Regions from separate parts of the Homo sapiens genome. Here region 2 is linked to region 1. A link is an interaction called in ENCODE POLR2A ChIA-PET data of the cell type or tissue named here. Cell type or tissue: Caco-2. All regions are shown on one strand. Links, peaks and the distances in the headings refer to the core of each region. The heading gives the core; the rest is flanking DNA. Region 1 overlaps JAML (junction adhesion molecule like). Region 2 holds the start of SCN4B (sodium voltage-gated channel beta subunit 4).

Region 1 (15,326 bases), core at 4,616-12,615:
GAATCAAGTGCAAATGACTTTGTTAGAGAGATGACCTGGAATATGTTTTAATTTATAAAAGTTAGTCTTTACTAAATTTTGCAACTTAACTTTTATTAATAACAAGTTACTTGGGATATCCCCACAACACATGTTGACCCATAAATATACGACCACATCATGGTTGAGAGCTACTGGTCTAAAGAATAAACTTGCTTCTTCCTGCTTTATAGAGTTCCCGTAAAATACCCTTCACCCTGGCCCCCAGGATCAATCAATCCCAACACGTGAAGTACCCATGAAAATTCCCTCCATCACATAAATGGGGCAATGGGGCACAGATGAAAACTCACAGAACTAACCCCAGTAAGAATAAAAGTGTAATCACTTTAATGTCTAGCCCATTGCTTTCTTGGCTGGGCCACAAAAATCATCTCCCTCATTCTCCCATGGACTCTATACGAAGGAAAAGGGAGAAAGAAGGAAACTAAAATGCAGGGGCCAAGTCTTATACAAAATGCTTTACATGTACAATCTCATATCGGCATCCAAAAAGTTAAGCATCATCATCATCTTCTTGTTCTTGTTCTTCATTGGAGTTATCTTTCCCACCAGAAAGCTGAAATTGCTAGGAGAAGGTCCAGTTCTGATAAGCACCAAAGCCCAGGCTCTTGCAACACCTCCTCATGTGCCTGATTCTACCTTTGTCCTGATACCATCAGCCAGAGCCTTCTCTAACACAGTGATGTTTCCTCCTTGTTACCTTTGCGCGCCGTCCTGAAAATATCCATTCTACCTTGGTCACGTGTTTCACTTCTGTGCTCTGGAAAACACATCCCATCTGAATCAATCCACCCACATGGACCATGAGCTCTGAGGATAAAACAGTAAATCAAGTCAGACTCAAGTTATAATCTATAGAAGTCAAAGAATTTCTAGAAGAGATCATGTTTAGCCAAAGACCCTCAGCAGCAAAAATCGCTGTCACCACCAAACACTGTACGTATTCCCTCTGTACGAATTCCCTCTGTGGGTGATCCAGATGATTCCACGTGGGCAAAGTACTCAGAGCCTCCTCCCTCAGACCAGCACAGCATCATCCCCAAGATGAGAATACCCTCTAGCTGCCCACATGTACCAAGCCTGAGGGTTTCTGCTGTCTCCATATCACCATAAACACTTTCTGGTCCTCTTTAATTCCTTTCTCTTTCCCCTTTTCCAGAATTCCTCCCATGAACTCTAATTTCACATCAAGTTTGTACTAAAGGAAGTATGGAAAATCTCAAAGTCCCTACTTTATGTTCATCATCTTAGACACCAACATCTGCTTAGCATAAACAGGAAGTGGAAAGTTATAGAACTCTCATTCTTATATTTAACCCACTGACTCTCCCAACTAAAAAAATGAACCAGGGGTAACTTTCTTCAACTTCTTTTATTGTTTTTCTTTTATTCTAGGACCTAGTTCTGGCCTTGGTACAAGTCACAGGACTCCTTGCTAATTAGGCCAAGACAAAAGACAGCTTTCTCCTTGACTTTTCTTTCTGTTTTAATCCTGCTCTCTCCTGCCCCCACCCTCCCGACTTCCCCTGCTTCTGGCTTTCCACCTCCTAGGCTCTTCCTTCTGACTATTGTACAAGCAGCTGACCCACCATATGTTTATTACATAAGTCATTTTAAGTGGCCCATGAAAAAGAAAAGAAGTAGAAAGACATTTCTGATTTTTCAGTAATGCTCTGTACAAATCAACCACAAAGTTGATTAAGCAATGAAAGGCAGGGTGGTGTATAAGGAAGACACAAGTCTAGGTCTTAAGTGCACAGAGTTCCTTCCAAAGAGTGTTAAGCAAAGATCACAAGGGAACAGAGTGCATAAGCCACCCTTTCATCCAAATTATTTCCCTGGGAGAAGAGTAACTTCCTGCCCAGCAGGAGAAATGCACAATAGGAGGAAAGCAAAAGAAAATATTATGAACTCTAAAATCTATGGAAGGAATTATTTTGAAAGCGATAAAAAAGTTACTCCAAAGAATACCAGTAAGGAAGCAAACTCCCTTTAAATCTATCAGCACATTAAGAATTAAACTCTATTTTTAAAATGCAATAATAACAACTGAACATTCTGAGTCCTTTCAATGCACCACCATGTGCTAGACACCCTATACACAGTAGATTAGTTAGTCATTACAATATTTTGAGGTTTGTATGACTACTCTCCCATTTTACAGAGAAGGAAAGTAAAGGAACCCAATGCCACATGGCCAGGAAAGGTAAAGCCAACATTTAAGCCCAGGTCTGAGTGAAAGGAAAGCCCGAGTTTTCTCACTCACTCTACTGTGGCACCCCACATAAGTAGAAGGATGGCTGATTCTAGAGCAAAAGTAGAGGACATTAATCTAATTATTATTTTCATCTATAGTATTTAAATTAAGAACTATGAAAAAAAGAATTGAAGTGGTAGAATCATAGAGAGACTATCAACTGAAGGGTAAACTTTGTAGAGAAAATTATAGATGACTACAAAAAATGGAGTTGCCATGTTGGTGGAGGCAACTTACATAAAGCAAGTTGGAGCACGGTCCACTAGGCAAAATTGTTAGGGGTTGGATCTATTCCCATTCTAGCTGGAAGAAAAAAAAAATACAGCTTGCTCCACTAGCCACTGGGGGAATATCTGACTATCTCTAACATTGCCCTAGCCTGTTTCCATGGATTCCTCAGCTCTTGAAATTGACTCCTTGTGGTTCCCTCTGTGTCTCTTCTAAGCAGGAAAAGGCTATGCTTGCATGGACAAGTGTTCAGGCATGGCATTAGAGACCAAAGGCAGAAAAAGGAAGCAAAAAGAGAATCCTTTGTAATACCAGCAATTTGGAGAGGCTGAGACAGGAGGATCACTTGAGCCCAGGGGTTTGAGACCAGCCTGGGCAACGTAGGGAAACCCCATCTCTACTTAAACAAACAAACAAAGCCAGGCATGGTGATGCACACCTATGGACCTAGCTACTCGGGAAGTTGAGGCAGAAGGATCACTTGAGCCCAGGAGTTCAAGGCTACAGTGAGCCGTGATCATACCACTGCAACTCCAGAGCCTGGGTGACAGAGCAAGACCCCACCTAAAAAAAAAAGAGAGAGAGAGAGAGAATCCTTGGGCACAGGCATCTGATTTGCTTCTTCTTCCTGGAGAACAAGAGCTTTGGAATTAAGAGAAAAATGACAATGAAAAAAAAGTAGGATAATTAGGAGAGGGGCCAGAGGCCACCTACTACAACTCCATTTTTTAGAAATCAGATTCAAGCAAGGGATGCTAACTCAATAATTTCATTCATTCCACAAATGCTTATTAATTGCTTACTCTGTGCCAGGGGCTACGCCCAGGCAAGCAGGGAAGACACAAGTGAATAGGTGTGATGAGTGTCATAAGAGAGGAAGGCAGGGTGCACCAGAGGAGCTCATTAATAAAGCTGGGAGGCTAAGGACCTAAGCTAGCTGCAGGCGGGAAATGGCCCCAGATTCTAGTTCCCTAACTACATTGCAAGCTCTCCTGGGGTCACAGACTGTTCCTTCTATTCCACACTCTTAAAGAATGCATCTAGTTCTGTGGCTTGCAAACTTTTACTTTCATTTATGTATTTTTATTTGTAAGTTTTATATCAATAAGCAAAACTAAATTTTAGAGACACTGGCTAACGTTAGTTTGGATATCATTAGTTTATTATAAAAGAGAGACATGGAAATTATTTACACAATGAAAGATTTCAGAACTCCAGTGGAATCAGTGTCTTCACATGAGGCTTTTTCAATAGTGATTTATTTCGGTATATATACTTTCCAAGAATGCCACCATTTCTAAATAAGAAATTATCCCTGTCGTCCAGAACTACTTTGGTGCCTCCATATTCTAGATTCTGGGGGAAGAATTTTATCTCCAGCTTTTGGGCTAACTGGTTGAATCTCTCCACCCTTTCCTTTAGAGCCCAATACAACAGCTTCTACAGTTGCTTGCAATACTTTTGAGATTTTTCTGGAAGCATAATGCCTCCTTTGGTTACAGTCTCAGCTGCATTCCTTTCAACTAATACCCAGTCAAAGAGGCGAAAAAAACTTTCTAAATGACTCGGGCCACCACAGCTTATACTCTCCCTTTCAAACTGCTTGCAAGCAGCAGAATCCTTATTCAGACCAAATCTTACCTGGCAGCCCAATGAATACAACAGGAAAAAGGAAAAGGACTTTGGTTGCAATGCAGGTGGGAGCCTAGGGTCCTACCCCTGCCCCGCTCTTACCCTTCATGTTCTTTGGAGCTTAAGGTTCTACAGAGCACAAATTTTAAAACCACCCACTCCTTCCACTTATAAATGGAAAAATAAAGTGCAAAGAAGAGTTAGAAAGATCTGCTCCTTTCTTCTTTTTTCTATTTTAAGAGACAGGGTCTCAGCTCTGTCACCCAGGCTGGAGGGCAGTGGTGTGATCACAGCTCACTGCAACCTCCACCTCCTGGGCTCAAGTGATCCTCTCACCTCAGTCTCCCCAGTACCTGAGACCACCACAGTCATGTGCCATCATGCCCAGCTATTATTATTATTTTTTTTTTATTTTTTATTTTTTTTAGACATAGGGTCTCACCATGTTGCCCAAGCTAGTCTCAAACTGGCTTCAAGTGATCCTCCCACCTCGGGCTCCCAAAGTGCTAGGATTACAGGCATGAGCCATCACACCCAGACTTTTTCTTTTTTTTTCTTTTCTTTTCTTTTCTCTTTTTTTATTTTAGACAGAGTCTTGCTCTGTCACCCAGGCTAGAATGCAGTGGTGCCATCATAGCTCACTGCAGTCTTGAACCCTGGGGCTCAGGCAGTTCTGCTGCCTCAGCCTCCCAAAATGCTAGGATTACAGGCATGAGCCACTGAGCCTGGCCTGCTTATTTCTTTTCTATCCCCCAGATCACCTAACATAGGGTACCTATAAAATACAGATGTAGCATCAATGTGGATAACTGATGAAAGGTATTAGGGCATAGTAAAAAGAACATGGACTTTGTTGTCAGAGGTGCCAGGGTTCAAGTACTATTTATTCCATTTAATAAATATGTGTCCAAAACATATTTGGACATATATGTGAACAAAACATCCTTCACAGGGCTTTTGTGAGGGGGAAGTGTGTTTAAAGTAATAATACAATAATTATCAATATTTTATTTAATAAAATAACTCTATTTTTATTGACTGAAATAATTATGATCATTTTTTGAAGATTCACTCTGTGGTAAGTACTTAGCCCAAAGGCTGGCATTTACTCAAGATAATCAGTTTCCTTGCCTCTTGCACATGAAAGCTCTTGCCCCTTGGCCCCTCTTTAAGTAAGCATTTGCGTACCTTTGGGCTCCTCTGGAAGCACATGCAGTACCACCGCCTTCTTGAACACCTGGCTCTCCCCTTTGAGGCGGATTTCACAGATATAGGTTCCCTGGTCAGCCTCTTGCACATCTTGGAGCAGGAGAGAGCCATCATTGCATAAGATGTCCCCCATCAAGTGTACGCGGTTCTGGAAGCGCCCAATAGGCACACTGAGATTGGAGTAATAGTATAGCACATATTCGTCCTGAAGGGCAAAACAGTGTTGGAGACAATCAAAAGAGGTGCCAGACCGAGGAGCCTGGATCCCAAAGACTCTGTTATGTGGGGGCAGCAGAGCTATCATCATGATCATGATCCAAAAGCATTTGGTACCCAGTTAATAAAAATAATGTGCCAGGCAACAGTCTAACTTGCACAAGCTCTGCAACTCCCTTTCTACAAAGACAAATGGAGAAATGCAGTCCACATTTTATTTCTTACAGTTTAAGGTAAAATATAGCACCCACTCTGAAGATCACTCTACGGTTTTTAACTTACAACTTTTGAAAACCATCTCTCATTTTCACCCTATTTTCTGCCACAGCCCCGGATTAGATGGCATTCAAATGCATGATCTATTTTCACTAGTGCTGTGGGTGGTGTTGGCGTAAGAATTCCAGGCATGGCCGGCTGGCTGCCACTTTTCTCATTTCTACCCTCCTCCCGGCAGCAGTATCGTAACACAAAAGGAGTCATCCACAGGGAATGGTTCCAGGCTGGGCCCTGGGGAATTCTTTTGTTTTTGGTTTTGGTTTTGTATTGTTTTCTTCTGTCACCCGGGCTGGAGTGCAGTGGCACAATCACAGCTCACTGCAGCCTTAACCTCCTAGGCTCAGGTGATCCTCCCACCTCAGTCTCCCAAGTAGCTGGGACTACAGGTACATGCCACTGCAGCCAGCTAATTTTTGTGTTTGTTTTTTTATAGAGATGGGGTTTTGCCATGTTGCCCATGCTGGTCTCAAACTCTTGAGCTCAAGTGATCACCCCGCCTCAGCCTCCCAAAGTGCTGGGATTACAGGCATGAGTTACCACACCCAGCAGAAATTCTTATTTCTACTTACACTATGGGTTTATCCCTCGTATAAAAATAAAGGCCAATAAAAATTTGAATGAGAGTAGCATTATAGGGACAACAGGGAATGTGCTCTGAGCTACAAAAACAATATTTTGTTTGCAAACATTAGGACTTTATTGTTAGTAACAAACTACTTGGGATGTTTTTCACAAATGATCCTGATATACGAGTATCTATACAGACTGTCTGATGAGGCTTAATACACTGTTCCTCACTCCAAAGAGCTCCATGAAAGAACCTCGCCCACCATGCTGCATCTGCTAATCCCAACACTTTAAGCAGCCACAAAGGAGAAAATGATGATTCCCCAGCACATACATGGAGCAGTGAAACACTGAAAGAATCTGTCCTCCTCCCCACCCCAAAAAAGATCATTGTGGTATAGTTCTTATGCCTAGGTCAGAGCTCTCCTTTCTAGAACCTCGGAATTTACCCCTCTCACCTGCTTCTGCTACTTAACAAAGGGTAGAGATAAAGGAAGGAAACTCAAAGAATTTCATGTGCAAGAACAAGGAACCTCTCATTTCAAGTTTGTGTCTCCCATCAGCCCCTTAACTACTTGAAAGGTAAGCATTACCATTATTGTAATTGCCTTCCTCTTCACAGCTCAGGAAGCTAAGATCAGCAAGGTTGAGTAACTTACTTACCCAGCTGATAACATAACCAAATTCCTGAGCTAGGACGAGGCCCAGTTCTGATAATCTCCAAAGCCCCGGCTCTTGCAACACCTCCTGGTGGCACCTGATGCCTGACTCTTACACCACTCTGTCCTGACACCAGCAGTCAGGGGCTTCTATTACATAGTGATGTTTCCCCCGCGTTACCTTGGCGTGCTCTCCTGGTGACAGAGTCCAGTCTATCTTGAATATACATTTGTCTTCTGTGCTCTGGAAAACACATCCCATCAGAGCTGAATCACCCACATGGACTGTTAGCTCAGGCGGGGAAACATTCAAGTCATTCAGGCCCAAGGAATAATCTATAGAAGTCAAAGGCAAGAGGACACATCATTTAGACAAATACTCTCAACAACAAAAATCAATTCCAATCATGGAGTACTAAACACCCCTCTCCCTGGATGATCCAACATAGACAAAGTCCTCGGAGGCATGTTCAAAGGCAGCATGGCATCCCTGTCCTCTAGTTACCTATATGGCTCATCAGAAGGATTCTGCAATCTTCATACTACAATAAATGCTATCTGGCTCCCTCCTCCTATCCAGCCCCTTACACTTTTCTGGAATTCTTCCTCCCAACCTTTCTAAAGAAATAAGGGAAACCCCAGAAGTCTCTCCTTTCTGATCATCAATTTAGAAACTCACCTCCACTTACCATAACGACGAAATGGGTTGTTCCTTGCTCTTAAATCTCCCACTGGTTCCCTCTCTGAAAAGGGACCTTTTGTTTACTTCCTCTTTTCCCTTTCTTTTAGTTCCTTTACAAAAGCATTTGCTGGCTGATTCTGGCTGTAGGGCAGGTCCTTGTAATTAGGCCACCACAGAGCACAGCTTTCCTCCTGCATTTCCACTGTGTTTATCCTCTCCCTGCCTCACCCCTCCAGCTTTGCCATCAGCTTTCCAGCCTCTAGGTGCTTCACACAGGGACCCCTGCCCATTATCTCTATGTTGCTCAAGCAATTTCGAGCGGTCACTACAAGAAAAAACCATTACATGGATATTTCTGTTTTCACAAGATATGCTCTATGCAAAGAGACAACAAAATCAAGAAAGATACATTTAGATGCTGCCCAGTTCATATCAGAGAAGAGCCAAGTGATGGGAATGAACAGAAAATGTGCCAGTCTTTTCATCCAAGCTGTTTCCCTGAGAGAAGACAGTTAACTTCCTGCCCCAACAGTAGGCTCACACAGCAGGGAGGACACAAAAGAAAACATCGACTCTAAACCCTTCAGAGGGAATTATTTTGAAAGAAATCAAAATTAGCTCCAACAAATATTTGGAATTTTCCTGTAAGGAAGAATTGAGCAGCTCCATGTGTGATTGAAAGTGTAATAAGCGAATTTAATATTAAGAACACTGTGTGTAGAATTAAATGAAGGACTGCTAGGAAGCAACAACAGCAACCAAAGCAAAGAGAAACTGATGTTTGAAGGGCAATCTTGGTAGAGAAACAGCTGAAGAAGATGAGATTTTCTGCAAGAAAGGAAAACCTCTCCACAAAAAACTACAAAACCCCCAGTGCCACCAAGTCACCACATACAGGGGTTGGACTGGTAGCTCTCTGGATCGGAGGGCAAAAACCTGCAGGCTGCTCCACAGACCTCTAGGAAAATGTCTAAATACCTTCTGAGATCATTATAACCCTGCTTCTTTGAGAAAAATTATCTAATGAACACCATTTTGGTGTGCGTGCCTGTGTGCATGTTTGTACACACTCTGGATTGCCTGGAATAGGAGCAAAGGCAATCCTGTTGTATACTTTGCTGAGTCAGGGTTTAAATTACTGTCCAAAGTTCAAAAAATAATAATAAAGAGAAAAAGAAAAGGCTATGAGAGCAAAGCACCTGATTAATTTCTTCTCCTTCCAGAACTACATCCATGGGATAAAGAAAAAGGCATGGGGGAAAAGGATGAAAACCTAGAAACCAGTGGAGATGAGCAACGAGAAGCTCAGCACTTAGGTGGAGGCATAAACAGGAGACCAATCTGGTCTGAGGAGATGGCCAGGTCAGGCTCCTCAGAAGGAAGTGGAGCATAAGGGGAAACCTGAAGGGTAAGGAAGCATCGGGCGGGCTTGCTAGGTTGAAGTGCTGGGAGGAAGGTTCCAGGCAAAGGAAACCACCATAAATTGGGAAAGAGCTCAGTCCATTTGAGGAACCACAAGAAGGCTGACATGGCCACAGTATGAAAAACAGCTCTGGGTCTCTCTTTGGTAATTTCAGTTCCTGATTCAAGGCGAACTGTGGTTTTAAAGATAACAATTTAAAGTGCAGGAATGCCACAGAGAAACTTTCCCTTTGTCACGTAAGAGGGTCCCAGAACACCCTTTAGGACCCAAATGCATTCTGTTTCTAATGGAAACAGGAAGCTTCAGCTTCCCAAGAAACCATAAGCTAGTTGGCTTCAACAACAGCTGCTTCAACAAAACTGTGAAGTTCCACATTAGGGTTTCCATCTTCAACAAACCCAAGGGAATCGAAAATATGTAAAATTGGCTTTTAATAATGCACAGAACTCAGGAGAAATCAAATACCCCACGGAGTCCCTTAGCTTCTACTTACCCAGTAACACTGGCAGCAGGATGAGTTTCAGTGGGCAAAACATGCTGCTCTCAACTTTCAAATCTTAAGATAAAAGAACAAAAATCACAAAATCATGTCAAGAGAAGCTCATTAATTTAAAAAACCAATAGTGAAGGACTATACGGAGCAGCCTCTGTTTGAGACACTGGTATGCAGCATTGAACAAGAAAAACAGACGAGGTCCCAGCTCATTTGCAGTTTGTATGCAGCGGGAGGTGGAGAAAAAAGAAGCAAATAAATGAATGAATGAATAAGAAAATACCAGATGTCAATAAGTGCTATGATGAAACAAAACAGAGTAGTGTTTGAAGAGTCACTTGGGGGCTGCTTTAGATTGGCCATAAGGGAAGATTAGATGAAAGTTGCTTTTCAAGAGAAAAAAAGCAAATGATTGCAGGATGCCCTTGAGATGACAACCCTAGATTTTCCACTACCTGTATGTTTCACACAAACAAAAAATTATAGGATATCCAGCCTGAAATTTTTCCCCATCTCTCCACCTAAATTAGAATTACTACTTTTTTGGGAGGAAGAGGTTGGGGGAGGGAACAGATTCTCACTCTGTTGCCCAGGCTGGGGTGCAGTGACGTGATCTCCAGGGCTCAAGCAACCTTCCTGTCTCAGCCTCCTGAGTAGCCGAGACTACAGGCATGCTACACCACACTTGCTATTTTTTTTTTTTAAGTAGTAGAGAGGTCTCACTGTGTTGCCCAAGCTGGTCTCAAACTCCTGGGCTCCAGTGATCCTCCACCTCAGCCTCTCAAAGTGTTGGGATTACAGGCGTGGGCCACTGCACCTGGCCCATGGTGCACTTTTTATCTTATTTTTCTTTTTAACTTTTTAAAGGCAGGGCAGTGTGGCTAGAATGAGAGTTGGGCTGTGCATTGGACAAAAGTATGTGTTTGATATGCATGTTATCTCTGTAGTATTCATTTCATTGCATTTACCAGCCCCTGGAAAAGGATTCACTGTTCTACCAAACACCCCCAAATTTTCTTAGCTAAACAGAAGAACCCTGACTCTCAGGAGTTACAGTGCAACCAGTCTTGAGTTCCCACCTGCTACTGCTCCTGGCCTCAGCCGTGGTCTTTACCCCTGGCCACCCTGCCGCTGGGGAGATTCCACCTCAGAATCTGCTAAGAGGAAAGATATGTTTTTTGCATTAACAGCAAGGTACCCCACCCAGCTCTGCTAGGACATCTGGCACATACGGTAGCCATTTTAATTAATAAACATTGATTACTTGGCCGGGCCTGGTGGCTCACACCTGTAATCCCAGCACTTTGGGAGACCAAGGCGGGCGGATAACGAGGTCAGGAGATCGAGACCATCCTGGCTAACACGGTGAAACCCCATCTCTACTAAAAATACAAAAAATTAGCCGGGCATGGTGGCGGCCGCCTGTAATCCCAGCTACGGGAGGCTGAGACAGGAGAATGGCGTGAACCTGGTAGGCGGAGCTTGCAGTGAGCCGAGATCACGCCACTGCACTCCAGCCTGGGCGACAGAGCGAGACTCTGTCTCAAAAAAAAAAAAAAAAATTGATTACTTAAGACATTCCTTAATCGTATTCTCCAATCAACAAAATCCTCTACCTGGAAAATCAGAGTCAAGCTATTCAAGGAGGTTCCTACCTCAGGTCCCACTTACACAGAGAAGTCAGCTGATCTTGCTGAACCTGTTTCCTTGCCTTTAAAAGGGATTGATAATGAAAGGATCTAATAGTATAACGTAGATAACAGTGCTTTGAAAATAGGAAGCATTACCATGGAAGATTCTTTATATAGATAAGAGTCAGAAACAGAGTTTGTAGCTTTAGGGGAGATTTCAGGTTCTGAGCTTCTACCTTTCTAAGAATGGCAAATGATGAATCAGAATGAACAGGAAACTTAAGTTTCCATTTTTGAACCTTGTTGTAACAATGGGGATAATAATTACACTGAGCCAGATATATCAGGAGTCACATAGATTCCCCTAAACAAAAGAACCTCTAGTGAAAACACAGACCTCTCTCAACATAAGCAAAACCCCATTCCTGCTCCGTGCCACCCACCTTGCCCCATACATACATGGATGAAGGTCATAAGGGGCTTCCTTTATGGTGTGTCCTAACATAAGTTCATCACATCTGGGACATCTGTTGCCTTCCCCAGGGAGTTGGTTGTGCTCCCTCCTCTGCCCAGAAAACAGCACTTAGCAGTGGGACATTCCCCCTGCAGCTCACCAACCGCATGGAGGAGTAATGACTAATTTATATGTCTGCCACCAACTCAAGTCTGCAGACTCTAAAAGGCAGCACCATACGTGCCTTATTTAGATGTGTGTCCTGTTACCGTGGGGCAGCACCGGCAAAATGCCTGGCATATACTGGATAAATGCTCATAGCTGACAATGTGACCATTAAGTTGAAATCAACTTAAAGGCATCTTGCAGCAGTCCCCGCTCCACTCTATTCTAAGAGGAAGCCAGCGACTCTAAAAAGATTCTGAATCTTGGCACTAAAGCCGAGTAACTCAGAGCCACATCCAAACCATCTTCAAACAAATGCTAAGAAACATGAGTATCATGAATGGAAAACGCTCATTGTCAGTCCTACATACTCGGATGCACCTCTAGAACTCCGTGAAGACAGAAGCAATGATTTTAGCGGAAAAATTACTAAAAGTTTTTTTTAAATGCTCTTCTGGGCTCAGATCTTCCTTTAACCAACTCTTTGATCTTTGGGAAAATCACCGGGCCTTGTTTTCAATATTAAAAGATCAGACCTTTTTCTTAATATAGCAGCACACTAGAAATCAGTAGTTGATGTGTAATAAAGCAGAGAAGGTTAATGCCAGGCCCTGGGTGCTTTACACAGTAACTCATTTAATCCTCACAACAACCCCATGAGGTTTTACAGATGAGGAAATGAGGCAGAGAATGACAATGTGACTTGCCTAAGAACACAGAGCAAGTGGCAGAGCGAGGATTCAAACCCAGCCATCCTGGATCCGAGCCTGTGTCTTTGCCACACTATGCTCTTCCTCCACATTTGAGAAAGTAATCAATATTTTAGAGCAAAGCTTTTCTGAAGTTTATTTGTCTAAACAAGATTAATCTGTTCCTCCTGACTGAATGGTCTACCAATCCACCTTGCTCAGGCCTTCACCCAGTTAACACCTGCTCCTCGCTCACATCTCAAGTTAAATATCATTTCCTCGGGAAACCTCTCTTCAACCACTCATCCCAGGACAGGTCCCCAAGCCACATGTCTTTTTTTTTATTTTGAGATGGAGTTTCAGTCTTGTTGCCCAGGCTGGAGTGCAATGGCACGATCTCAGCTCACCGCAACCTCCGCCTCTCGGGTTCAAGTGATTCTCCTGCCTCGGCCTCCTGAGTAGCTGGGATTACAGGCATGAGCCACCATGCCTGGCTAATTTTGTACTTTTAGTAGAGACAGGGTTTCACCATGTTGGCCAGGCTGGTCTCAAACTCCCCACCTCAGGTGATCCACCCACTTCAGCCTACCAAAGGGCTGGGACTACAGGCGTGAGCTGCTATGCCCGGCAGCCACATGTCTTAATAGTACCTCTACCTTTCCTTTAGGGCATGGGCCACTATGTCTAATTATCTATTTATTTGTGTGCTCATTTAATTAAGACCCTGCTCTCTACCTCCACCCCCAAGACTATAAGCTCCATGAAGCCAAGAGCCATGCCCATGAGCCACCACACTTCCAGTGCCAGCATGGTGTGAGGTACGGGGACATCCTCAGTAACTACTTGTCAAATGAGTTCATAACACCTTGGACATTTACCAAGAACACTATTCAAGTTTGAATTTCCTAGTGAGTTGACAGATATTTGCAAATTCCTATCTATATATTCACCAACACCCACAAATTCTGAATTTTATATATACATATTTAGCTGAATAACAAAATTCTGGTTGCATATGTAGATGAATAAAATGAATTTCAGTTTTAAAAAAAATCCAGCAAAAGCATTCAGAAGCACCTTAAGCACCTTGATAATAGACACCATTGACATTCACAACTTCTACACTGCTTCCTTCTCTTTCCAGATACTGATTTATCTCCTCAGCAGATGTTTGGAGATAATTCTCCATAGTAAGTTATCTCATCTGTTGGCCAAATATTTTGACCTGAGCTCATGGTTCTTTCACAGTATAAATTCTGGCAAATACCTTCTGTCCTTCTAGGGGGTTATAACTATCAGGATCTTCTTTTCTATTACTAATAGTGTATGGGGGGTTAAAAATGGGCAAATGGTCTGAACAGACATTTCTCAAGAGAAGACATACAAATGGCCAACACATATATGGAAAAAAATGTTCAATATCAGTAATCATGGAAATGCAAATCAAACCCACAATGAGTTATCATCTCATACCAGTTAGGGTGGTTATTATCAAAAAGACAAAAAAACAACAAATGCTGGTGAGGATGCAGAGAAAAGGGGACTCTTATACATTATTGGTAGGAATGCAAACTAGTACAGCCACTATGGAGAACAGTATGTGTGTAGTCCTGTTAAGTAAGCAACAATGAGGAGGGGTCCCAGCTGGGGAGGACCCAGGTGAGGAAGAACAATGAACAACTGTTCTGAGACATAGCTAATCAAACAACCTGAGGGCACAATGACTTCTATGGGCACAATGACTTCTTTCACAGGTAGCCCCCTCCAGCACCACCCTATAAAACTTCCCTTCAGCCCCTGCCTCTTTGCAGACAGTGCCTTCTCTGCTGTGCTGCCCATTACAACCTTGCAACATGTTTTCATACCTTCTCTAATAAATCTGCCTTTCTTTCCTATGACTGTCTTGGTAAATACATTTGCTGCCGGTGACATCGGCCCTAGCTAGTCACTACCCGCAACATTTTGGTGATCCAAAAGGGGATTGCTTGGGGACCTCTCCCCTACTCTGTCCCTTGCCTCTCCAACTCCACTATCTCAGTGAACAGCATCCAAGTTTGGAGACAGCTGAAGGTCCTGGCCAGGGCTGCTCCCTGTGGACCAGAAGGTCCTGGTGAGAAGTCACCACCCAATCAGAGTTTGCTTTCCTTTTCAGTTTTCAACTGAAACAAACTCTAGTATCCCTCTGGTGACTTATGACAACTGACCAGGGCCACTTCCTGGTGTGGCCTGAAGGCCAGGGGCTGAAGAGTTTTGTCTGCCTTGCCCGGGAGAGAGGAAAACCCTCTCCTACCTTTTCTGGTCAAAAGTCCCTCTATGTGTCACAATTGGCACACATGGTTTGGGGAACTCAGACCCACCTCTTTCTCACTCTAAATTCTCCCCATGAAGACAGGCAAACCTCCTGCTCTGGATGTTCCCAAACTAGGTGAGCTCAAGCAACCTCAGAGCAGTGAGTCTCCCCATTCACCTCCCCTCTCCTCATACCTGAACCGATTATCCGGTGCAAGGCCCCAGTGCAGAGAAGTCTTTCTGATAGCTGGGATGCCCTTTAGAAAGTGCACCCAAGTCCATCAGTGGATGAGAGTGGAACGCTTTTCCTCAGCGAGAAGCCTCAAGAGAAAGCAGTTTGTGTCCCCAGCGGACATTAGCCCCCAGAGGTTGGCTCATCATTTTCCAGTCCCACCATGGGACAAATCCCATCTG
Region 2 (15,326 bases), core at 4,310-12,309, 61 kb before region 1:
GCCCACTCCTTGGATGCCTCCCCTGTCCAGGACCAGGAAGAGCCTGTAGTCACGCCCTGCTCCTTCCCCCCATGGTTTCCTCTTCCAGCGTCAATAGCTCTGCCTGTCTAACCTGAATTTTACTTGTTTCAGGCTAAACCCATTTCCTTTTATTAAGGTCTCCCTGGAATGCAGCACAGCTCTTACTGCTCTCTTCATAAAAGCCTTTTACCTAATGACTCCTGCAAGCACCGCACTCATCTCCCTCTGTCACCTCCCACCCAGCCTTTGCTGACACCATGTCACCTGCCCAACTGAATTTTGGCCCCCTGTCAAGACCTGGATCAATCCCACAGCTCTGCCCGTCAGCACCCTCTGAGGTCAGCATTTAATTATAACCAGAGTTGGTCTCTTGTGGCTTCCCTGTGAAAGTCTCAGGTTGGATCCCCCACTAGATTGTAGAGTGAGTACAATCTAGTGAGTTCACTCCCACCCCCACCGCAGCCGCGCCAATGCTCCTGCAGCTCTCCCTCTCTTCCTCTCTCTTTTCCCTGCCAGTCCAGCTTCTCAGCCCTTCCCTCATTCAGACTCTTCTCATTCCTTCTCTCCAAGCTTTCCAAGGCCTTTCTCTCTCCTGTTTCTTAGACTAAACTATTGATTTTTAGACAAGCAATCCAAGCTCCGGGTGTTTCTTAAGACCAGACAGAGGACTCTAGCCAAGAATTCCAACAGTCCCCGAATTCTGGCAACACGATCTAAGCATCTCTCCCAGTTACATCCTTCCTGGCAGGCTCTGAAAAGAATACTGGGAGAAAGGGTGGCAAAAGGTGGGTTCTGGGGACCATCGCAGTGGGTCTCAGTCCAGAAGGGACCAGAGCGTAGGAGGCGAGGCATGGGTGAGGGAGGCTGGGCTGTACTGTTCTTCCTCCAAATACTTACAATCTTGAATGCGTCACTGCTGTTGTAGGTCCACCGGAAGTGGAGGTCCTCGAAGCCAAAGCAGCTGGAGAAGGTGCAGGGCAGCAGGATCTCCGTGCCATTGACAGCGTAGATGTCGGTGGCCTTTCCCACAGACACCTCCAGCGACAGGGTTACGGGGAGCAGGAAGAGGCCTGTGTAAGGAGCACCGCCTCCCTTAATAAAACCCCACCAGCCTGGAGCTCTGGAAGGGGATGCTTAGGCAGGGCGGAGTAGCTTGGCCAGGCAGGTAGGTCTCTATCACCCTCAGTGCCAACCTCGGGAGGATGGCTGTCTACTCCAATCAGCACCGCCTGGGCCACCCTCCATCATTCTCCATTTCTCCCCTGGAAAGGACTGAATTCTGGACCAGGGAGTAGCCCTTGTTGCGCTCTGGATGACCACCAGGGGTCACCCCAACCCAAGGAAACAAAGGCCTGGCCACTGCCGCGAACCGCGCCCCGGCTCCGCCCCTCACCTGGGGACGCAGTGCCTGGAAGCGCTCCTGCCGCACCCACTCCAGGACGCGCAGGGCGGGCTCCCTTCTGTTTGCAGGGGAATTCCCCTAGGACAGTACGCGCCTCTCGCCAGGTTTTCAGGACTGACGGGCGGGGCGGTCGAGGAGGGGGAAGAGCCGGGTCCCGTAAGGTGAAGAAGAGAAACGCGGCCGCCGCAGTCCCGGGCCGCCGTCCAGTAGCCTCTCGTTCCCCCGCCCTGGAGGCTCCTCCCTGGTCCCCAGGGGCAGAGAGGCAGAAGGACACGTTCGGGCTGGACCTCGCTGGGCCAGCCGAGTCCGACGCCCTCTGGCCGCCAAACGGGACCCTGGGAACCGCAGGAAGACGGCCTGGCAGGGGGGAACACGGCGGGGGTGGGGACCGACGCGGGGCTTGGAGCTTGGCAGCCGCGGGGGCGCGCGGGCGCAGCCAGGGTGGGAAAGTCAGTGGCAGAAGACACCCTGGGGAGGGATTCCGGGCCAGCCCGAGTGCACGCGCGCGGGGGCGGGACGGGGAGGGCGCTGGACCCGCGGTCCCCTCCTGAGCCCTGCAGCCCGGCCTTCTCGCCACACTCCGCCCCCTCGTCCCCGAGCGCCCCCAGGCTTCTTTCTCACGCTTCGAACCTCCGCCCCAGCACTCCGATGCGGCCCCCTCCGCTGGGACTAGGCCTCTCCACTCACGGCCTCCAAACTCCCGCTCCGGAGTCCTTGTAAGGGGGCCTGGTTCCCCGCCACCCCGCCCCACACACACACCCACCCCCAGTCCTGCAGATGCCCCAAGGAAACCCCACTCGCCTCAAGGTCGGTGGAGGCGGGGGCGGGGAGGGTGTCTGGAAGTGGATGCCTGCCTCACCTCCTCCCTAGAGGACACTGGCACCTTCCAACCCCACTCTCAGGAAGGCCCTCTGTTGTCTAACTTAATTCCCTGTTCTGCATCATAAACCTCTTGTTTTGCCCCCACCGGATGATAATGCGTCTGAGCAATGCTTTTCAAATGACAGAAAAGGATCTCCAAGGACAGCAGGCAGCCCTGCTTGCTCAGCTTCTTCCTGTGCCCTTAGCTTCTGATGACAAAGTGAAGTGCTTATATCCCCCAGCCCTAAAATCACACCCCGTGGTCCAGTAACCCCATCGTGATTCGGCCATTGTCGCTAACAATAGTACTAGCTGATATTAACTGAGCATCTACTATGTGCCAGGCACATTTCATCCTCACGGCCTGTCCTATGAGTCACGTACTATTATAGGTCCACATTGTAGGTGAGACAACTGAGCCTAGAGAGGTTATGTAACTTGCCTAAGAGACCCAGATCTACCCACCAGGGCTCCAATTAGTGCTGGGAAGTTATTTCAATTAGCCTTTATTTTTGGCCAGCTCCTAGGATTTGTGGCCAACCAGGATTTGTTCTAGAGCCATGGTTTTCAAACTTGAGAGCGCATCAGAATCCCCTGGAGAACAGTTACGGCTGGCTCCGCCCAGCCCCTGGAGTTCTGATTCAGGTCTGGAGTGGAGCCTGAGCTTTTACATTTCGAGAAAGTTCCCAGGGAATGCTGTGCGCAGGGACCACACTTTGAGAACCACGGTGCGAGAGGATTTGTGCATACTAACTACGACTTTTATTAGAATGCTCAAAGGCAGGTATAATGTTCCCATTTTATATATGATGAAACTGAGGCTCAGAGAGTTGACTTGCCCAGGGCCACAGAGTAAATGGTGAATTTGAGACTGAGCAGTTACTATAGGATAGGAGAGGTATTTTATATACACTGTCTCATTTAACCCTCATCATAATCCTATAAGTTACTATTTTTATTCCCAATAAACAAATGAGGAAACAGGCTTAAAAAGATTACCTTGCTCATGGCCACACACCCAGTGAGTGGAATAAGCAGCGTTCAGATATTAGCCCCTTTCCACCACTCTGTGACCAACCACACTCTCCAAGAAAAACACTGCTATCAGGGCTTAGCACTCCATAGAACTCCTGCCTTTCTGTTTACCTCTGCCCTCCTCCGCCCCATCTCCCCCAGAGGTCTAGGGACAGAAGCCAGACACAAGATCCCACTCTCCAGTCTGCAGCCAGCACTAGAACCTTTTGGTGGGAGATACCAACTCTGCTTCCCACCCTCCACAGCCCCCACAAACAGGAAGTGAATGCAGAGCAGTGGACAGGGAAGCTGTCAGACAAGGCAGCTTCCTGATAGCTAATGGCCTCCCTCAGGGCACCAAGGAGTGTGGCAGCTCCTCCTCATCAGCATACCGGTCCAGGAATCAGGGTCCTGGAGGAGATGGGGGAACTCAAATCCGTGCCCAAATCTCCCCACCTCAACCCTAGCCAGAAAGAGATATTCAAGAGCACAAAAGATGCGTGCGAAAAGGAAATCTTATTGATTGCTTTAAATAGAAGCAAAAACGAGCAAAAGATGGGTCCAGAAGAGAGGGGAACACTGTATCTTTAAGGTCTGGCTCATGACACAGTACACGTTTCTGCCTGGTTTGTGTGCACCTATGTGGATGACTTAAGTCCAATACACTCAGGACTCTGCAAGTGAAGCATTGCCATTTCCTCAGTAGCTGGGAGGGGAAAATGAAAACCGGCAGAAATGGTTTCACAGAGTCCAGAGCCCTGCCCGAGTGAAAGCATCAGAGAGGGTGGGCAAGCCTGGCTTCTTCAGTGCACAGCCCTCCCAGTCGGGAGTCATGCAGTCCTGCCAGTTATGTCTGGGAGGGTCATGCACAAGAAAGCCGAGGGGCCTGCCTCCCATTGAACTCAGTGTCTCCTATGAGGCTGCTCTGGGGGAGAGGGGGGAACCAGGGGCAGGTGTTGGTCCACAAAGGCCGCCGGAGGGCTGCTTCAGGATGACCAAGTCCAGAGAGGACTGGTGAGCATGCGCAAGGCAGGCCCCACTCTGCCAGCTGACCTTGAGAAAGTCAGAGGTGCCACATCCGGTGTGCATATCCCCAAGCCAGGGCAGGGATGCCTCTTTCCTACTTCTCAAGCTTGGTGTGAAGCCAGAACAGGAGATTATAAAACACAAGAGGGGCCGCCGTGAGTGGGCACCCTGCAGGTAGAGGAGGGTGGTATTTGAAAGGGGAGCAGGGGACAAGGGTGTCCCTCATCACAGGTAACCAGGGCACCCCTAGCTTCCCTGAATAACCAGTGTCAGCCAAGAATGTCTCCAGGCCATTCCCACATTGATCTGTATTTTCACCCTCTACCACTTCTTGGCTTATTTCCATGTGGCCATTTCCCCGGAGTAAAGAAAGCCTTGCTTTGCTGTTTTCTAAAGTTAATTCTAGAATGTTAAAGTGTACGTGTGTGTGTGTGTGAGAGTGGGGGGCCTCTTTCCGGCATTGTGGAATTGAGGAACAACTCTTCCCAGTCCTGATCCTGTGGAATTCCATCCTGAACCCCAAAATCTTGCTTTTCCTCACTAAAAAGCCACTCTCAGAGCAGCCATTTTCTTTGCCTTCTCTGAAGTCCTGGCCCCCTGCCATCCTCATCTGGGGTTTTGTCTGAGGACTGACTCAGGATCACTTTTGTTAAAGTGGAAAAGTATTCAGCACATGCAAATCATATTATTAAATATTCACACCAGCAGGAATCTTATGGCAGCTACCATATATCCCAAGGCAAATGTGGAGGCAGAAAACTTTCCACCACCTTTTCCCACATCCAGGGATCACTCACAGCCACCCCAGGATGCGGGGAGGAAAGAGGGGCAGGCTGGTACCCACTCTAAATATAGCTCTGAGGGCTTGCTGGCATGGCAAGTGGACACACGGCTGACTTTAATAGGGAGGCTGATACACTCTGGCCCAGGGAGAGTTAGAAAGGCTCAAAGTTAGAGCTGGGGGGCAGAAAGTGGGCTGAGGCCAGCAGGACAGGACCCCTCCTGGGGTGCAGGCCCTGGGGGCTTTGGGAGGCAGGGATGGGCCAGGTAAGGCCCCTGGGCCCAGAGACAAAGGAAAGATTTCAGCTTTCTCTCCCTAGGCAACCTACCTGCTTCCTGCCCATCCCCAGGAGCTTTGCTGGTATGAAAGCATGCCCCTGAGACAGCATGGGATGCTCAGTGAAACCAGCTTTGCAAACAAGTCCCAGCAGCATGCCTGTCCCTCCTCTTACAGGCCAGAGAGCAGGTTGTGTTGGCACGGCCCACCCCTGGCTTATGCAGAGATCCCTACACCTCCTTGAGGACTGGCAGCAGGGCAAGGTGGTCTGCTGTGCCCAGTCTCCCTCTCATGCTGATCCCACCAGAAGGGGGCCAGTCATAAGAGCTTTGGAACTCCAGCCTTCTCTCTCAGGTGCCCCCACAGGCTTGCACCTCCAGCAGGTTCAGAAGGAGAACTAAGCATGTTTTCCAGATTCAAACCCAGGATTCCAGATTCAAACTCCCTCCACTTCTCCCCTTTCCTCTCTTCTCCACAGTCTCCTTGCTTCTTCTTTCCTTTTTCTTCCTCTGAGTGGGACTGAGCACCCTCTCCTTAATTGCATTCTCATTAAACAAGCCCTTAATAAATACACACCAGGGGAAACAGGGTTGTGCAATAGAGCACCCTCACAAGTGATAATTAAACACAGATCACAGCAATTAAGTAAATGGGGGAACAAGGAAGGAGTGGGCAGGACAGAGATATTACCAGTTACATGCTTAGGAAGAGATTGGAAAGCACATAAACCTCAATGGCAATAATATAGCCTTGGAAACTGCTTCTCAGTTTAAGAAAAGGGTATTTTGTTAGGTTATCAAAAATCACTTTGGTCTCAGTCTGTGAGACTGGGTTTGATACGGGGAGAGGGGAAGAGGACTCCTGGGAGTTCACTGCTCTGTACCCAGTCTCCGAAGCTGTGAAAAGAGCCGCTCTAGGCCCCTCAAGTCTTTATCCTTCCACACTCATGCCCCAGAGCCTCACTTATTCTTCAGCCCTAAGCACAATCACTATTTACCTTCCCCCTCACCAGACTTGAGTTAAGTGGGAAGCAGCGTGGTGTGACAGAGCCCAAGAAACTTAGATTCTGTCCCACTTGGCCATCAATTGGCCATGAGCCCCTAGACAAGTCACCATCCCTCTCTGGACCATGACTTCCTCATCCCTAGGAGAGTTCTGTGCTCTGCTTCCCAGAGTTGCTGCCAACTCTGATGTTCCCAGGGAACACCTCCAGTTGGCTGTCCAGTCGTCTCTGTATCTCCCCCACTGGACTGAGAAGCAAGGATGTCATCTATGTCCCAAGCTCAGACCAATGCCCCTGTGAGGGCTCAGTCAGTATTACCTGGTCAAGGGCCAAAGGGACTTTGGTTGGAGTCCCTCTGCAGACCAGAGGGGCAGGGGACAGAGCAGATGAGGCCAGTCCTGGGGCCTGCAGGTCTCCCACCTACAAGTCACTCTGCTTTCTCCTGGGCTCCCAAAGGGTAGCTCAGAAATTCATCTAAACCTATATCAATAGGCCTTAGCCCCTACCTGGTCTATACAGCTGAACAGTCCTTGGAGAAGGTGGGGCTTCCACCTGGAGCAATGTACCAAGACTGTGCCTACAATCCCCCTTACACACGTGCACACACACACACACACACACACACACACATCATTTTCAGGGCCCTCTTGGTTGCCCACAGAGGCCTGGTTCTATGAGTATTCTAACAAACAAGGGACTGGCATCCCACCACCCAGGAAGGTAAGCCAGAGGTGTGAAGTGGGGTAGTTTAATGACTGGCTGAGTTTGAATTCCTCAGTGATCCTTTACCCCTGCCATTGCCACCATGGGGACCTGGGCTGATCTGAGATGGGATGAGGGGAAGTAGCATGGAATGGCGCTGTGCCCACCCTGTGAAAAGGAGCCTCAGGCGTCACTAAGGCCCACTTCATTAAGGTCACTGTGAAACCAGCATGACATCTGTGCCAAGGTACAGGAGAAAACAAGGGTGTCTTCCATCTAGCGGTACAGAGGTAAATAAACATCCCAAGTACAAGAAATACTCTCTCCCCTCTTCACCACCAGGCACCAACCTGCTAGATCTGCACACAGTTTACATTCGCAGAAACAGTAGCCACTTCCCTTATAGGGTTCTGTCTCCCTGTTTTCAGCAGAAATACCTACACCGTGTGTCTTACCCAATGCAGGGAGCTGCCAAAAGCCAAATCTGACCAATATAAACAGGAAGAGATGCCGTTGCCAGAGATGGAGTCGGCTTACATTAAAGTCTGGCTATGATTTATGAGGAGATTACATCCTGGATGAATAAATATCATTCCCTAATCTCTTGGAGTTTGACACTCAAAACTCTCATGTGCATATTAATAGATATTAATAATGCTTCTTCCTCCGTGTCCTCTGGACATGTCTTCTCTGTCTCCATATTCACTTCAAAAATGAAGAGCCAGGAGCAGGTCAAACAGGTCTTCCCTACGGAATCTCTTTGTAGGAAGAGAGACAAGGCCGTTCCTAAAGGGCCTTGAATGATCCCGCAAGCCCCTCCAGCCCCTTCCAGCTTTCAGGTGCTGCTGTAGGGAAGGCAGTGGCTCCTGAGGGAGGTACAGGGCAGAGGAGCAAAGCAGGAAAAGGGCCCAGGAAGAAGGGGACTCCCCCACCCCCAACTGGTGCATGCCTGGTGCCTGGGAAACAAGCAAACGGCTCTGGGCCGGGATGGAAACCACCATTCCAACAGTCACACGTGCAACCCACCTGGTATCCCCTGCACTCAAGGCACGGACCCCCCTCCTCCAGCATCCTGAACCTCTGAACTCTGGAGACCCGCGCTGCAGCCCCAAGATCCAGCTCCAAATACCTGGAGCCGAAGGTGCCAAGGACAGCAAAAAAACTAATCCTGAGACTGGCGGGCTGATGGGGTAGAGAGGGACGCACACGGTCCCCAGGGAGCACAGCCTATGAACCAGGCAGGAACCAGGCAGGAAGCCGGCGGCCACCATCCTCATTCCGTGCCGCACTCCAAAGCCCACCCCATCCAAGGCATCTTCCTTCTCGAGTGTCCCCTTCTTTGGGGGTGGGGGGAGGCAAGAGAAGAGACCAAGCTGGGGCTGCCTTACCCAAAAGCCCAGTGCCCAGCCATCTCGCCGGGGCTTTGCCTCCGTCCCCAGCCCCGGGCATAGTCCTGTTCTCTCCGGAGCGCGCGGGGGTCGCGGGGATGGGATACTGGGCACAGCCGCGCTCTCCGCCCGAGGTCGGCGTTCGGCCACAAAGCTACCCCGGAGCTCTGCGCCGCCGGTCGGGGCTCGGGAAAGTTAGCGGGCAGAGAGCGAGAGGAGGGGGAGGGAGGGAGCGGAGGGGGAGGCGCGCTCGCCCGCTGCTGGGAGCCGGCTGCTGGAGCAACGGCGGGAGGGAAGGAGTAGGAGGAGCCGGAGCAGGAGCGGGAGGAAGACGGAGCGAGCGCAGCGGCGAGCGAGGCTGCGCCTCTGCTCTGGAAGCGCTCCAGCCGCAGGAGGGGCGGTGGCCGCCGCGTAGGCCGGGGAGCCCCCGCCCGCTGCGCACCCTGCCTGCCGCACCCCGCCTCGCGGTCCCGGAGCCCCGGGACCACGCCGTGCCCCCAACTCCCTCTCCAGTGGGGCTGGGCTGCTGCGGCTGGCACTGCAGGGCCGGCCTGCAGCCACCCGCATCATCCCATGCGCTGAGCTGCCAATTAGGAGCATAGTTCGGGGGGAGTAGAGGTGGAGCTTTTCGGTTGCTGGAAGACTGTTTTGCTTTGCTTGGGGGAACACGGGAAGGTTAGCGGCTCCCTCTCCCAGGACCGCCAAGGGACCGCTTTAAAGTCCGCAGCGGACGCTGCCGCAACGGGTGGGCGTGTGCGGGCTTGCCCACTGCAGCTTGCGCCTCCTCGGTGGCGTGCGACATGGCGCGCGTGCAGCCTCGGGACCCGCTCCCGCCACCTTCTGCCCCATCGCTCAGCAACTCCGGCGGTTGTTTTAGGAAGCCCGGAACAGAGCTTTCCCATTGCAAACTGCCCCGGCCCTCCCTTCCCCCACCCCCACGCCACCCCGCCCCACATTTCTCCATGGACCCCTTGGAAATCACCACGCTCCAGGTTAGGGAGCAGGTTGGTCCGCGCCTGGTCTGTGTCCTGCGCCCCATTTCACCCTCCCGCTGCACCCCTGCTTCTCATTTTTCCTACCTAGGCCGTCCCCCTCAGATGCTGCCTTTTCGCCCTCCTCCAACTCTCCTGTTTTCTTCGGAACGGCAGACTCCCTCGGCCTCCCTTTTGGGGTAGGGGTGGAGGAGTCCAGGGTGACAACCAGGTCAGAGGGCTGAGGCGAGGCTGTGAACGAGTAAGCCTTTTCCCAGACAGGCCCAAGTGAAAGAGTTTCACCTGAGCGGTGCTACTTGGGCTGGTGGTTCTGTAAATGAGTCGATCTCCTCCTCAGCACCTTTCCAACCATCCAAGACCCTCCCTGCATCACAGGCCCTCTTTACTGTCTAGGACTGGTCCGGACTGGGAAGCCCGCTCCCACTTCATGGTCTGACTTCTGCTGCAGGCACACCAACGCACCGCCTTCTTAACGAGGGGTCTCTGGGTGGACTTCGGCGTGATCACGGACCCCTTGAGGTTGCAGGCAAAGTGCTGAATGTCTGTTTGCTTTTTCAGGAGAGAGGGTCGCTGCCTTCCCTATAGTGGCACAGAGGCTCTGGCAGCGCCACCATTTATGACTGTATGGCTTTGAGCAAGTTACATGGTCTTCTGGGGGAGCCTCTGCTCCTCACCTATAAAATGGTGAATGCAATGATATTTGCCTCCTAGGCTTATTAAGAGCGATGTTACCCCTGGACCTGGGCAACAGAAGCCTCAGCCCTGATTTCTGGTTTTAAAGGCCCTCATTCTGGCCCTCCTCTGGCCATGCCCCTCACTGGAGAATGAGTCCATGGGACCAAGGGGGCAGGGCAGGTGGGGGCATGCACCTCCTCCCCTTCTAGACTGTACTCCAGGTATCAGGAACTCTGGAATTCCCTATTCCCCAGATCTGTCCTTTCAAGGGCTGGCCATATCAGGTGTGCACTCAAGGGCTAGAGCAGTGGGCAAGGGACAGCTGTATGCAGGTGATGGGGAGTGCATGTAACTTGACACACACCCTAGGCATGCACAAGAGCCCCTCTCACTACAGGACCAGAGAAGAGTGTGTACCAGAGAATGGCCTGAAAATTTCATTTTGGACATGGTTTTCCAGGTTATCATGAAGGAAAAGTAATTAAAGGCAGAGGATAAAACATCAATCTTAACACTTTGTTATCCTGATTAATATTTAGACATATGTATAATTTCCATTTGTACCTTTGCTCCAGGACTTGCAACATCAAAAGTGGACCTAGCTGTAAAGAGGGAATGAGATATTATTGCATGTAAAAGTGCTCAGCAGACAGCTAGGCACAGGATAAACACTCAGTACATTTGAACTTAAAGAGGTCTGTGGGCCCTGAGGCTAAGCCTCCCCATCTGTCTCCAGGTCCGCAGGCTTACCCTGTCCTTCCCCAGGAGGTCCTTGCACTAGATCCGCAGGGCCAGGCATACAAACTGACCACTTTATTTTTACAGCAGGGGTCATGTTTCTCAGAACCCTAGACTGAGGTGAGAGAGGAGGTGAGCCAAAGGGAAGGAAAGTGACCCCTGCCCAGAGCAGGGGGAGGAGAGGGACAGAGCTGCAGGGATATCTTTAGATCCTGGTGACAGGAAAAGATGGCCAACGTCCTCAGTGTCCTCTCCCCACCTTCCCTGCTACCTCACTGCTACCTCACCAGTTCATAGAGTTTGAAGGGTCCATAGGAAACCCTCATGCCTTAGGGATGAAGAAAGAGGCTCAGAGAGGTAGAATGTGTAACCCGAGGTCAGCTACACAGTTACTGTTAAAGTCAGCGTTAGAACCTCCCCCATTACTTGATTTCCCCAATCCACACCCCCAGCTTTCCTCTAAAGAACTCCAGGAGGGCTCCGCAGCTGGGCAGAAAGAGTGCTTGGGAAATGCATTAGCTTAAGGGCTAGAGGATTTTACATTTATAGAGCACTTTCCTCAAAAATTCTCAAAACCCTAGCCCATCGATCTAACTCAGAGGCTGCTACTGAGGATGCCAGGGGAGAGGGTGTCAAAAGGTCAGAGCTCCTTCTCTCTTACCTTTTCAAAACTATCTTTTCCAGGGGCCCTCCCTGATTTAGCACCTCTTCACCCAGCTCAAGAGTCCCCAGTCACACTGGATAGGGACAGGAAGAAACAGACACCACACCTTGGCTCCTGTCCCTTCTGCTGGAAGTCCCTTGGGGGAGGGCAGGGGTGGTATCTGGGTACACAGTCCCCAGCCACGGTCGGACAAGCCCGATTCCTGGTGATGGGGTAATGCACACGCAGCTCTTGGGTGGCCTAGCTCAGAAATACATTGAAGAGCCAGTTTTCAAAGATGCAGAGGCCGATTGGGCCCTGTGCCACAGAGTTGTCAGAGAACTGCCCGCTCTCAGGCTGCAGGAGACAAGGCCTAGATTTAAGGGGAAGGAGATTGTTTCCTTGGGGATTCGTGTAGGGTTCTTTGAAGCAGTCAGCCCAACAAAAATCCCCAGGGACCAAGCAACTGACTCAGTTGGTCTCCTTCTCCCCTGCCCTCCTAGGGAGCTGGATCTGAGCTAGGAAGGAGGGTGGGTGCCTGCTTTCCAGCAGGGGCCAGCCTAGAGAGGAATCAGCATGCCCCAGGGGAAGTCGGATGGGCAGGAATGGGCTGAGCTCCAGCTGCCAGCCTCCAGAGCCGCTCTTACACTGGAAGGCATTCACCCCCTGGAGCAGGATCACCTTGTACAGATGATCAGAGTGGGTACATGGAATGCTTCCTCCCCTGTCAGTTCTCAGGAAGGCATCGAGACCCTGTGCAGAGGAGGAAGGGCAATAGAGAGCTCCAAGGAGGTCTCCAGCGCTATTTTGAGAGGAGTTCCTCCTAAGTAACAAGAGCCTGGCAGGGAGCCTCCTCCCACTCTGGCTCCCCTGTTGCCCTTCCCCGCCTGCCTCCCTCTCCCTCCTCTTCCCCCATAAACCCTCGCGCTCCTGCTGGGGCACTGCAGGTAACAGAGGGAGCTCAGCGCAGCGCTGACTCGGCTCTTGGAGCTGGAGGACAACGGGCTCTGCAGGGAGCCCGCCTCCCCCCACACACACCCACCTCACAGCTCCTCCCCAGAACAACACCAAGAGGTGCATCTCGCCTTCCCCGAGCTACCCCCTGGTGGTAACCAGAGCCCCGGTCTCAGGATGGGGAAACTGCAGGCAGGAGATTCTCTACTTGCACTAACTTAAAGTTAAATGTCCACAAACCCTTCTGCCACTTGGGTAGGGATTGAGTGGACGCTACCTGGACAAACTTTTAGGAGCTTCCTCCTGCTGCACTGAGGTCTTCTCTCTACCCCTCCCTACTCACCACTCCCTTCCTCCAGCTCAGAGCACTGGCTTGCCCCTAGCCAGAGTCTCAGCGTCCACTGAAGTTTGGCAGGTGCCGAGGGGGTTAACAGGACAGCATGTACCAAACCAACCCGCAGGCACGCGGCTTAGCGGTCCAGCAAGGAACACCGCACAGAGTCCACCTCACACCAGCGAGTTGGAGTAAAGATAAACTCTTTCTGAATCCTTCTCCCAAGGAGAGTCGATCGCTTCTTCTCACTCCTCTCTGCTTTCTAGGGGCTCTGGGCAGAGGCAGGTAGGCAGCCACCTCCTCAATCCCTCCCTTCCTCTGTTTCTGTTTTCTGCCAGGTTCTGTCCAAACATCCTTTCAGGCTGAGATGGGTAGGGAGCCCCAGACAGATGAGCTCATTGGAAGGAGGAGGGCAGAGGGAGGAGGGAGCCGAAATATCCTGACCAGAGGGATGCTCACCGGCCAGTCCCGAGCTGGAGAGGGTGTGTGCCCACTTCCGGGAGAAGGTATGTGCTGCCCTTGCAGTAGCTCCGAGATGGGGTGAGTCCTGGACATCTCTTTACTATAGGCCACATTGGGGTGGGGTTTGAAGCCCCCGGACAGGGTGTCAACCACCCTACCCAGCACCCCAGAGCTATATTTCTCTCTCTGCTTCATGGATCACCATGGCCCCCTGCCTGCCCATCAAGGGAGGATGGTGGCTCAGGAGGGCTGGGAACTGGAGGCTTTGGGAAGGTTTGTCATTCATTGCAGCCTGCCGCTCACAGGACTGCCTTGTCAGCTGAATAGTCAGATGCCCTCCTGGCCTGGCTTTGAAATGGGCACCTGAGACAGACTGGCCAAGCCAGAAGCACAGCACAGCGCGGAGTACCCGGCAGGACTCCCCAGATGCTCTGGTTTCATGCATTAGGAGCATTTTAATGTGGGAGCAGTGGGTCTTGCAAAGTGAGGGGAGAGGGAGGATGTGGACCTGGAGAGGAAATGCGGCAGAGAAGGTGGGGGGCAGAGGAGAGGAAGAGAGGAGGCCTGGGAGCAGAGGAGAGTCTTCCTGAGTCGAGGGCAACTTAAAGTTGGAATGTGGCTCAGGCTGAAGGGGACGGGTGGGGACAGGGAGACAATTGTTTAGTAGGTGAAGCAGAGGATACACAGGCTTTTGGCAGGAAGGGAGTGGAGCGAGAAGCCAGGGGAGGAGAAGGTGGCCAGCAGATGCTGCAGCTGTTTGCACAGAGCTGTGGGGCCAAGGGCCAGGCCATGTAGGGGTGGGCAGGAGGGGCCCGCCGGGAAAGCGTGGCCTCTGCTCACACTTTTGCCCTTATGCTGTTGTCCATGGTCATTTTAGGGTTGGTTCCAAGCCACCCTTCCCTCACCCACAAGTGTTCGGTCTGCGAGAGCCCAGTTCACTGTCCTTTCTCCTGGTGTCATGTAATGGCTTTGGTTCATCAGGCCTTGAGTGTGAATTTGGCTCTGCTGTTTCCTAGCTGTGCCACCTTGTTTGTACACATACTTATAATACTGCAGAACTTTGTTTCCTCATGTGTAAAAATGAGAAAAGAATGCATTTGGACGGGGCCTTGCCCTAAGGATGAAGTAAGCTGATATACATCAAATACCTAGATCAGCACCAGGCACAGAGTAGGTACTCAGTAAACAGTGGCTCTTCTTATTGATCTAGCCAAGAGTCCCATACCTTCCTCCTTCAATGCCCTTCAAGTTCAAGATGGCCATGAAATCCACCCCTTAGCCCTTCCAGCAGGCTCAGCTCCAGTGGACAGCCTGCACGGGTATGAGCAAGCTATGGGGGGAGTTGAGGGAGATGTTGACAGATTTGGCAAAGCTGGGAGCACTCAGGGATAGGGAGGCAGGGAGGACTTGTATCTTCCATCTACAGTCTTGACTGGAAAGACAGGAGTTTCTGACCTGGCTGGTGGGCCTAGGAAGGCAAGCTAGACTTGGCCTCATCTTTGGAAAGAAGCTCCCCAAGGTCACCTGTCTTCAAATTTCCCACCCTCTCCCAGCGTATTTCTCACTGTACATAGAGGTTCACCCACACCCCCCACGTCCCCACCACTGATAGATCAGATACAGAAGAACCAGGTAAAGCGGTACAGGGGTATAGAGGGGACCTGGGGAAGACCACAACTGAGTAAGAAAGCAGAGGGCCAGACACGTGTGCATGTTTGCCGGTGTATGTGTTATACTTATCTTCAGGCAAGCAAGACTTTTATCCCACTTCTATGATTTGAGTCCTAAAAAGAAGACTGCAGAGGGCCATTATCAGTAGACTTAAAGGCTATCTAAAAGTATGCCCTGATATAGGAACTTTCTCAACAACACCCCTAAGTTATGCTTAAATACCTTCTGGGATGGGGATTTCATTACCTCAAAAACTCGACCCTCTGCACAGCTCTGATTTACACTGGATGAATATCTGTCTCTCCCTGCCAGTCCTAATGTCTTGCCTTGGGACAGAATGGGACAAGTCTAATCCCTGTCCCTGAGGCTACAGCCTGGGCCAC

Evidence for each region. ChIA-PET counts read pairs that join two places held together with the same protein. Peaks named below come from ENCODE experiments on the same cell type or tissue, not always from the same donor. Only the 100,000 strongest peaks of a DNase experiment are listed, where the experiment ranks them.
Region 2: POLR2A ChIA-PET joins it to region 1 with 11 read pairs; 4 of 35 experiments call an interaction of 5 or more read pairs at or near these places.

Annotation. Positions count from the first base shown.
Region 1 is chr11:118,205,140-118,220,465 of GRCh38, forward strand. JAML (junction adhesion molecule like) reads right to left here. Exons shown (of 10, transcript NM_001098526.2): 2 at 9,685-9,747; 3 at 7,268-7,422; 4 at 5,348-5,573; 5 at 743-852. The coding sequence starts at 9,727. It also overlaps the pseudogene HSPE1P18. Among named protein-coding and RNA genes, the nearest start is that of JAML, 12 kb to the right of the region's middle. RefSeq lists a silencer at 7,135-7,429. In Caco-2, for the core only: no CTCF peak of the experiment used is centred there; DNase peaks (open chromatin) are centred at 7,182, 8,824, 9,176 and 11,361; H3K4me3 peaks cover 203 bases.
Region 2 is chr11:118,144,139-118,159,464 of GRCh38, forward strand. SCN4B (sodium voltage-gated channel beta subunit 4) reads right to left here and starts at 8,685. Exons shown (of 5, transcript NM_174934.4): 1 at 8,475-8,685; 2 at 919-1,091. The coding sequence starts at 8,535. RefSeq lists enhancers at 1-865, 1,082-1,281, 9,303-9,803 and a silencer at 1,702-1,771. In Caco-2, for the core only: no CTCF peak of the experiment used is centred there; a DNase peak (open chromatin) is centred at 8,763; H3K4me3 peaks cover 1,063 bases; H3K27me3 peaks cover 379 bases.